Regions from separate parts of the Homo sapiens genome. Here region 2 is linked to region 1. Evidence: chromatin contacts called from ENCODE Hi-C or POLR2A ChIA-PET data. All regions are on one chromosome and are shown on one strand. The core of a region is the stretch at or near the end of the contact, and the rest is flanking DNA. Distances in the headings are between cores, read along the strand shown.

Region 1 (4,153 bases), core at 510-3,009:
TCCTTCCTGGCTCTTTCCTATCACCTGCCATGAGACCTGGTAACATGATGTTTTCCTTGCCCCTGGGAATACCCCTGGCAGCGTTGCTAAACTACCTTGATGGATATTTACTACTCTCAGCCTGAACTCCCTATTGACACTACACCTGGGGCAACTGGGGATCACTAGCTCTGCTGGCTCTCAGCATCCTGGGTCCTTTTCTCCCCTGTCCCTCCCGGTCATACCTGATACTGACACATAAGATGGCTTTTCAAGCTTGCTATCTGTTTGACTTTTGCTTTTTGAAAACTGTCTTCCCTCTTCCAGTCAATCAGTGCTTATTGGATTATTGACTCCCAAAGGAAGTGGTTCTCAAACTTAAGAGTACTTTGGAAACATCTGGAGAGCTTGGTAAACAGCTCTGCACCCAGAAACTCTGGTTCAGTGGATCTGGAGACAGGGCCTTGGAATATACATTTTTAATGAGGCAGATGCTAAGTGCACCAAGCTTGGAGAGATAGAAGGCAGGCACTATGGGAGTTAATAACAGGAATCTCACACATGGGCATTTTATGTCAACTTGCAAGATAATATTAGTTCATCTACCCCAACCTTGTGTTAAAACAAAACAAAACAATGAAACAACACAAAATGCCTCCATGAACTAGCATAGAAAATAAGGACTCGAGTCAGAGAATTCAGACCTCCAATTACTAACTAAAAGACCTTGGAGGAGTCACTCAACCTTTCAAACATTGTGTTTACTCATCTATTCAGTGGATATCTTAATTCCTTAGAGTCTTGTTGTGAATATTGAATGAAATATTGTAAAATGCCCATTTTACTATCTAATACATGTTTGGAGAATTAAGGAAGAAATAAAGCTAATATGTTTGGACCTCTCTCTGTTTGCCAAGAAGTAGGCTAAGGGCCTTGTATGAACTCAATTAACTAATCCTCATAGCAGCCTGTGAGGCAGGGGTACCAGTTCCTCCACTTGGAGGCTTGCTGACATTATGTGACTTGCCCAAGGTCCCTAAACTAGGGGCAGTGCTGAAATTCAGACTCCAGCTGCTCTGACTTTAGAAATGGAACTCTGAGCTGCCATGTTTTCGTGCCACTCCAAAACAGAACTGATATAGTCCTTAAAACAACTCCTTTGGCATTTGATCTCCATCTCTGGTATCACACTATACAAGGGTCGTGCGCCTGGGAATGACAAAAACGGCAGTCCTGGTTCCTCCACCAGGACTGTTGTGTGATTGGGGGCAAGCCTCTTCCCCTCTCTGCACTGAGGAGACATGATTCTACAGCTAGACATGAGACGGCACAGAAGGCTGTTGGAAACATCCACTGTGATATCCTAAATGAAGCAGCTGCAGAGTTAGGAGCAGAGGTGGGATTTGGCATCTCCTCATTCCCAGCCCCTGGTTAGGGGGTCTCTGGGGCAGGTTCACCCAGTCTGTCCTCTCCTTCAGCTCTATGTTCCAGGGCATGCTTCCCAGGAGAGGGGCATGGGTAGGAACCCCTGTGCCCTGTGGTGGCAGGAAGTAACATCTGCTTCCGGGGAGATGGGACTGCCCAGGAGGTTATCCCCTCCTGGGGGATAGATAGGTGATGGCTGTCTCCTTTTTCATTCCCAGTGCCTACTGTTATGGGGGAAAATTAGAACACAAATACACCAAAACAGTAACATGGGCTGGCCATGCAGATCACTTACTTAGCTGCTATGGGGAGAGAAGGTTTGCTCTTCCTGCTGGCATAGAACATCAAAAACAACCAGAGGGCCAGGAAATCAACTAGGTTAGAATAAGAGGAAACCTCAAACCAGAACCCTTCCTGGCAGTGCAGGGCAGAGGTTATTAAGAGTGTGGACTCAGAAGTCAGACTCTCTTGGGTTCCGGCCCTCGCTCTGCTACCCACTAACAGTGTGACCTTGAGCAGGTCATTTGTTGACTTAGTGTCCGTTTCCTAATTTGTAAACTGTGGATAATAATGATACCTGCCTTGTGAGTCTCTATGAGGAGCAAACACAAGTAAAGACAAAGGTGTGCCACATGGTAAATATGTGGTAAACACATGTTCTTGTTCAAGCCTGAGCTAACCACTTTGAGGGACTTGGTCTCCTCCTCCTTCATCTAATCCAGTTCTTCAAACTTTACTGAGCAGTTGCCAGCTGCTGGGTAGAGTTTTGAGCATCAGGTATACAGGCATACATAAGACATAATACTTGGCTCAACATATTTAGCCTCAAATTTCTAAAATCCTTTTTGACCTTACCACCCACATACAAATAACAATAATGATGACGATAATGCACACCACATGCCATTTACTAGACAATAATTACATGGAGGCTCAGTGCTGGACACTATATATCCATTATTGCTGACATTCATAACAAGCCTTTGGGATATGTACTAATATTCCCATTGATGAAGGAAACTGAAGCTGGAGGAGTGAAGGTGATTAAGTTACCTGCCAAAGGTTCTGCAGCTGATGGACTGGAATCCCAGCTCCTTCAGATTCTAACAAGGCCTTCTCCTCCCCAAGCTGCCTCCTTCCAGTCTCAAAGCCTCACAGGCAGGCTGGCATTTCTGAATTTAATTCCCACAGCCACTCTGAGAGGCAGAGACTTTTATCATCAGATTCGTTTTCCCAACAACAGAAGTAAGAGCAGGTTAAGCAGTTTGCCAACTGTAGCTCAGCTAGTGAGCTGTAATGACTCTGTGTGTCTTAAGATCAAATAGAAGGCAACTCTGAGGCTGCCGCTTGGTGAGAAGCCTTCTGCAGAGGCAAAAAATATGTGCAAACAAAACCAACAGCTTTCTTTATGTTCCCCAAAGTTGCTAAAAATGCCTGCGGGTTTGCACACAAGCAGACGTGCTCACAATGCTGGGTGGCTTCTGTCTTCTTGGCTCCAGCACGAAGAGACCTGGCAGGTATTTCTCACATCTTTGTTAAACACACACATCAGACAAGGAAAGGAGTTCCAAGGTAGTCCCAGGGTGTGGATTTCTGCCAAGTTTCCTTTTATTTGTTGTTAACTTAGAGAGAGAGAAAGAGAGACAGAAGACACCTCATGGATAAGCCCACAATCCCTGAGGTAACCGCAGTGAAAAATGTCTTCCCTCTACTTGGAATCAGTCATCCCTCATCCTGATTGGGGGGTCTTTTACCTGTAAGCTCTGTGACCTTGTCCAGGTTGCTTAGCCTCCCAGAGCTAACCTCTGTCTGCCCATCTGTAAAATAGACATGGTGATCCCTCCTGTAGGAATGTAAGCTCCACAAAGGCAGGCATAGTTGTCTGTTCTGTTTGCACCTGCATTCCAGTGCCTATAACAGTGCCTGACACAGCGTCAGTGAATGAGTTAATGAACGAATGAATAAATGAGTTGCTATTTTTGAAGAGTTGTTGTGAAATAAGATCATGAATGGGAAATTGCTTTGCAAACTGCAAATTGCTATACAAATATGAGGATTTATTATTATCACAGAACATGGTCTGAGTTCTATTAAATAAATTTATCCAGTCAATCAGTCAGTGAGTGCTTCCTGAGCTTCCTCTTGGGTCTGGCACTGGGATACAGAGAAAGAAGGGGCCTGGTTCCTTCCTTCAAGGGCTCACAGTCCAGTAGGAGGATATACAAGTGAATCAGGCACTGAAACACAATATAGGTAAGTACAGGGTGCTAAGGGGGCAGACAGAAGGGACTGAGTTCCCACACTAGAAAGGAGTGGGTCAGGGAACTTTCTGGAAGAGGCGTTCTGGGCCCCACTCTGCCCAAGGGCAGAAGCTGAGGGGAGACTTTGGAGACTTCCTCCCAGGTTGACTCACCAGGCACATGGCAGGGTGAGGCTAGAGATGGAAAGGTGACTGAGAGTCAGAGAGGGCCTGGAGGGCCGAGGTACTTATCAGGAAGGGCCTCGTAGTGGAGGAGAAGGCATTTAGGGGGACATGCTGGAAGAGCATGGCTGGGCTTGTGGGCAGGGCAGTTCCCCTGGGGGATGATTGGAGGCCATACCCTGTAAAGCCAAAGTCCCCACGTGTGGCTTGCCTTAGAAGGCACTGAGGAGGACCATGGCTTCTGGAAGAAGATGACATATTCAGCCCAGGGCAGCCTCAGCTGCGACAGAACTCTTCAGTGTGTTCTTTTCTCTTTTCATTTGTTCA
Region 2 (4,153 bases), core at 876-3,375, 64 kb after region 1:
TGGCTTTTGTATATAGAAGTTTTTACTTCCCTCTGGAAAATGGAACCTGATTCAGGGGTGAAAGAGAGGAAAATTCAAGAGAGGTTATAAAAGTGGAGGAAATGGTGAGGTTTGGTGAACATTCCGACCTCCTTGTTTGCAAAGCAGGCTGGCTAAGCAGCGAGAACACTTAATTCTCTCTGCCGTGTCCATGACTAAATTTGTCTTCTGTAGTTTTTGAAGGCAGCCTCACGTTTGGCTTTGCATTTCCCATGACACCTACACAGCACCTGAGGGCCTGGGAGGCTGGTTTACTCCACACCTAGAAGCCAAGGACTGGCCATAGTTTGAGACATGATCCTCACTACCGGGGCAGGGAAATGAGGAAAATACTGGCAATGGAGTGGGGTTCTTATAAAGCTCAGTTTATTCAGTTGAATAAACTTTCTTTTATCATGCATGTGTGTGTGTGTGTGTTTTTCCAAAGGGTATGTGGTTAAAATTTCTTTTTATGCAGGGATAGTGGCATTAGATCATAAATTAATTGATTTCCAATGTTCTCATTTTGCCAAATAAAAAGTTGGCAACACTCTATCGATGCCTCGAAATTATTTTTATATTTTTCTGCTCAGTTAAATTAAAAAAAATATTTGAGAACAACTGTCATAGACAAAAGAGCTTTTAAGTCTCAAAAACATGTGTTTTCAGTTGGGTCACATATATTAGTTCTATGACCAGAATGCAAGTTACTGAACTTTGGAGAATATTGGTTTCTTCACTAAAATGGGATAATTACACCCACCTTAGGGAGATTGTAAGGATCAAATGAGAGAATATCAGTAAGGGGCTCAGTTTCACATATGGTTCACTTCTGGTTTATTTTTCTGCCCTCTCCCTTCCTGGCAGGCAGGGACTAGATTTTACTTGCATGCTCTGACAATCATTCAGTTTAGACCTGGATCATAGTAGGTGCTCAAAAAATAGTCTGTTAAAAACCACCATGAGATGCCATGTCACAGTCATTAGAATAGAATAACTACCATCAAAAAGAACAATAACAGAAAATAACAAGTGTTAATGAAGATGTAGAGAAATTGGAATTCTTGTGCCTTACTGGTGGAAATGTGACATGGTGCAATTACAGAACAAAACAGTATGGTAGTTTATCAAAAAATATTGGATTACCATATGATTCAACAATACTACTTCTGGGTGTATACCCCAAAGAAATGAGAGTAGGGACTTGAACAGATATTTGTACACCCACATTCATAGAAGTATTATTTATAATGGAAAAAAGGTGGAAGCTACTCAAGTGTCCATTAACAGATGAATGGATAAACAAAATGTGGCCTATACATACAATGAAATATTATTCAGCCTTAAAAACGAAGGAAATTCTGAGATATGTCACCGCATGGATGAACCTTGAGGACATCATATTAAGTAAAATAAGCCAGTTACAAAGGGGGCAAATACTGTATAATTCCACTCCTATGAGGAGCCTAGAGTAGTCAAGTTCATAGAAACAGGAAGCAGAATGGTGGTTGTGAGGAGCTGGGGAAAAGGAGAAATGGAGAGTTATTGTTTAATGAGTATGGAGTTTCAGTTTTGGAAGATGAAGAATGTTCTGGGGATGGATGGTGATGATGGTTGCACAACAGTGTGAATGAACTTAACTCCACTGAATTGCACACCTAAATATGGTTAACATAGTAAGTTTTATGTCCATTTTTCAACAATTAAAAGTAAAAATTTAAAATTTAACAAAAACGTTTAATTGTCTGTTAAATAAAAGAGCTAATGAATGAATGAGGAGAAGGATAGAGCCAAGAGGATGCCTAAGGCAAGAAACTTCCAAGCAAGGAAATAGCAAGTGTGTTTGCTCAGCCAAAACCAGCTAAGGGGTTTGCTCACCTGCTGTAGGTAAGAGAGGGGGATGGCAGAGGAAATGAGGGCTGAGGTGTTGCCAGGGGGCAGATCATGCAGGGCTGTACAGGATTTTGCCTTTTATCTTAACTGAATATGATGGGATGTGATGGGAGGAAACAGGTAAGAGAGTAAATGAGTCAATGGAAGTGAGGAAGGAGTACTAGAAGTCCAGAAGTGTGTCCAGATGCTGAGGGCCTAGAGCAGAGGTTCTGTGTCCTCCACTCCCCAAGCACACACCTGCTCTCAGGACTGAGTTGACCCCTGGAACATCCCAGAACCCTGGATTATCTGATCAGACCCCTCCACCCTGGCATGTCCTAAGGATGATTTTGCCTGAACAGGGGAACATGTGTGTCTTCCCCAGTGATGGCTGGGGCTCTGGCACAAATGCAGATCATTACTCTTGGTTTCTAATGTGGGAGGAGGAAGTGTGAAGGGTGGAGGAGGTGTTTCTTTTATCACACAATTAGATTAGAAACTGGCTGGCTGCTCAGGGCAGGGTTCCACCCAAACTAGGCCTACAGGAGAGTTGTCCTGCTGGGTGGCCCCATCTCAGTCTTCAGGGGCTTAATGTTTTTAGACCTGACTTCTTCACTGTTCAAATTCTTGAGAAAAGGCATATAGTGTGGTTCACATGAAAACTCAAACCAGATTCCAAAAACTCACTTTGAGTCCTCATATCATTCATGTATTCATTTATTAATTCATTCACTCATTCAACATTTACTGAGCACCTACTATGTGTCAAACACTATGCCAGGCATTGGGAATACACACATAGACTCTAACCTTGAGTTGCTCACAGAATCAATGGTGGAATAAAATAAACCTTGAATTATACTACAGTGAGTTAAGTACTATGACAAAACGGTAATAAAAAAATAAAACTAAGTTAGCCAATATTTATTCTTACTACATACTTACTATATGCCAGGCATTGCTTTAATTGATTTGTATATATGGACTTATTTTTTCCCTAGGCAAACCCTATGTGGTGGGCACTATTATCAGCCCACTTTATAGATGACGATAATGACTCACCAAGAGTATTAAGTGGCAAGCACACAATGCAGCTAGAAACTAGGGCAACCAGGAATAGCCCTGCTTATAACTCTCTGCTGCTTCTAGAGGTATGGGAACACAGAGAAGGACTGGCTAGGTATGTTTCACAGAGAAGGTGATGACTGGACTGATTGTTGCAGGATGAGAAGTTGGCCAATCAGAGGAAGATGGGGGCAGAGGATTGGTGAGGATTTTCACCCGTCGAAAGTTTCAAACAGAACTGTAAGTGGAAAGCAGGGAAGCATGACAGGGCATGTGCATTCCAGAGAATGTAAGAAGGGGAGAAGCAGGAGATGAGCTGGGAGAGAGGGCCTGGGCCGGGATGCCTGGTGAGAAGGGAGCTCATTTCTTTAGGCACTAGAGTCCAATGTGCTTTTTTACACCTGAAGTGATGTGATCACAGTCAGCACTTTAGGATTTTTGCAGGAGATTTATTCATGGTTTGGGTGGACTAATACTAGCCAATATGTGAATCACAATAAATTCTCTCTGACCTGGTGATTCTCCATTTGTACCCCCTTCCCAACCAGATCTGTTCTCTGGTCTGCACTGTGCCATCTGCACTGTGCCATAGAGAGGTTAATGCCCCTGATTGCCTCGGGGGACTCCTTTGCCTCCTATCTTCCAGTTGGGTTTAGCCAGTGGTAGGCATCGGCAAGAGATTAAAGGGTGGGAGGAGAAAGAGGTTGGGAATTTCCTCCAGCTCTTTCCCTGCTTCTGTGCCAGGGTCTGCCAGTGGCCGGGTTCCTCTGCAACCGTAGTTCCTGCCAGCAGCCCCTCCTCCATGGCTTCAGCAACATCTCACCCTCTTCCTGTCCTTGCAGATTCAGGGTAGCAATGGTTCCCTGGTGTTGCAAGTCTCTGAGTGCTTCAGCATCTCTCATTGGTTTCCTTAGCTCTGTCCCTATCCCTATAAATTGTTGTCCCTTCATCAAATCCCACTTCCAAGTCCGCGCTGCATGAGCCTTCTTTTTCTTGATCATAACTAGTCATGCTGAGAACTTACCCGATACCAATTACCATTTATTGAGTACCTACTGTGTACTTGGGGCTTCAAATGCATTTTTTTTTCCATTTAATTTTCACCACAGCTCCATGAGTTATGGACCATTTATATCCATTTCAGGAATCCCAAAAACAAGGCAGGCATACATTTAACATAGATGTTAAGTAACTTGCC

What was found. A loop is a pair of places that touch in the nucleus more often than their neighbours do. ChIA-PET counts read pairs that join two places held with the same protein, here RNA polymerase II (POLR2A). Pooled maps may share reads with other maps.
Region 2: a map of CD8-positive, alpha-beta T cell shows a loop between it and region 1 (2.6-fold over the local background). The contact joins two enhancer-like sites. A Hi-C loop is called at or near these places in 1 of 168 maps with a recorded cell type or tissue (CD8-positive, alpha-beta T cell) and 6 of 50 pooled maps. POLR2A ChIA-PET finds 5 or more read pairs at or near these places in 1 of 52 experiments (PC-9).

The regions. Positions count from the first base shown.
Region 1 is chr1:58,940,137-58,944,289 of GRCh38, forward strand. No RefSeq gene overlaps it. Among named protein-coding and RNA genes, the nearest start is that of LINC02777, 38 kb to the left of the region's middle. Within about 2 kb of position 1,760, at least 5 of the 41 ENCODE cell types and tissues checked have a DNase peak (open chromatin) inside an H3K27ac peak, as active enhancers do; they include CD8-positive, alpha-beta T cell, where a contact is called at or near this core.
Region 2 is chr1:59,003,371-59,007,523 of GRCh38, forward strand. No RefSeq gene overlaps it. Among named protein-coding and RNA genes, the nearest start is that of LINC01358, 15 kb to the right of the region's middle. RefSeq lists an enhancer at 2,054-2,253. Within about 2 kb of position 2,126, at least 2 of the 41 ENCODE cell types and tissues checked have a DNase peak (open chromatin) inside an H3K27ac peak, as active enhancers do; they include CD8-positive, alpha-beta T cell, where a contact is called at or near this core.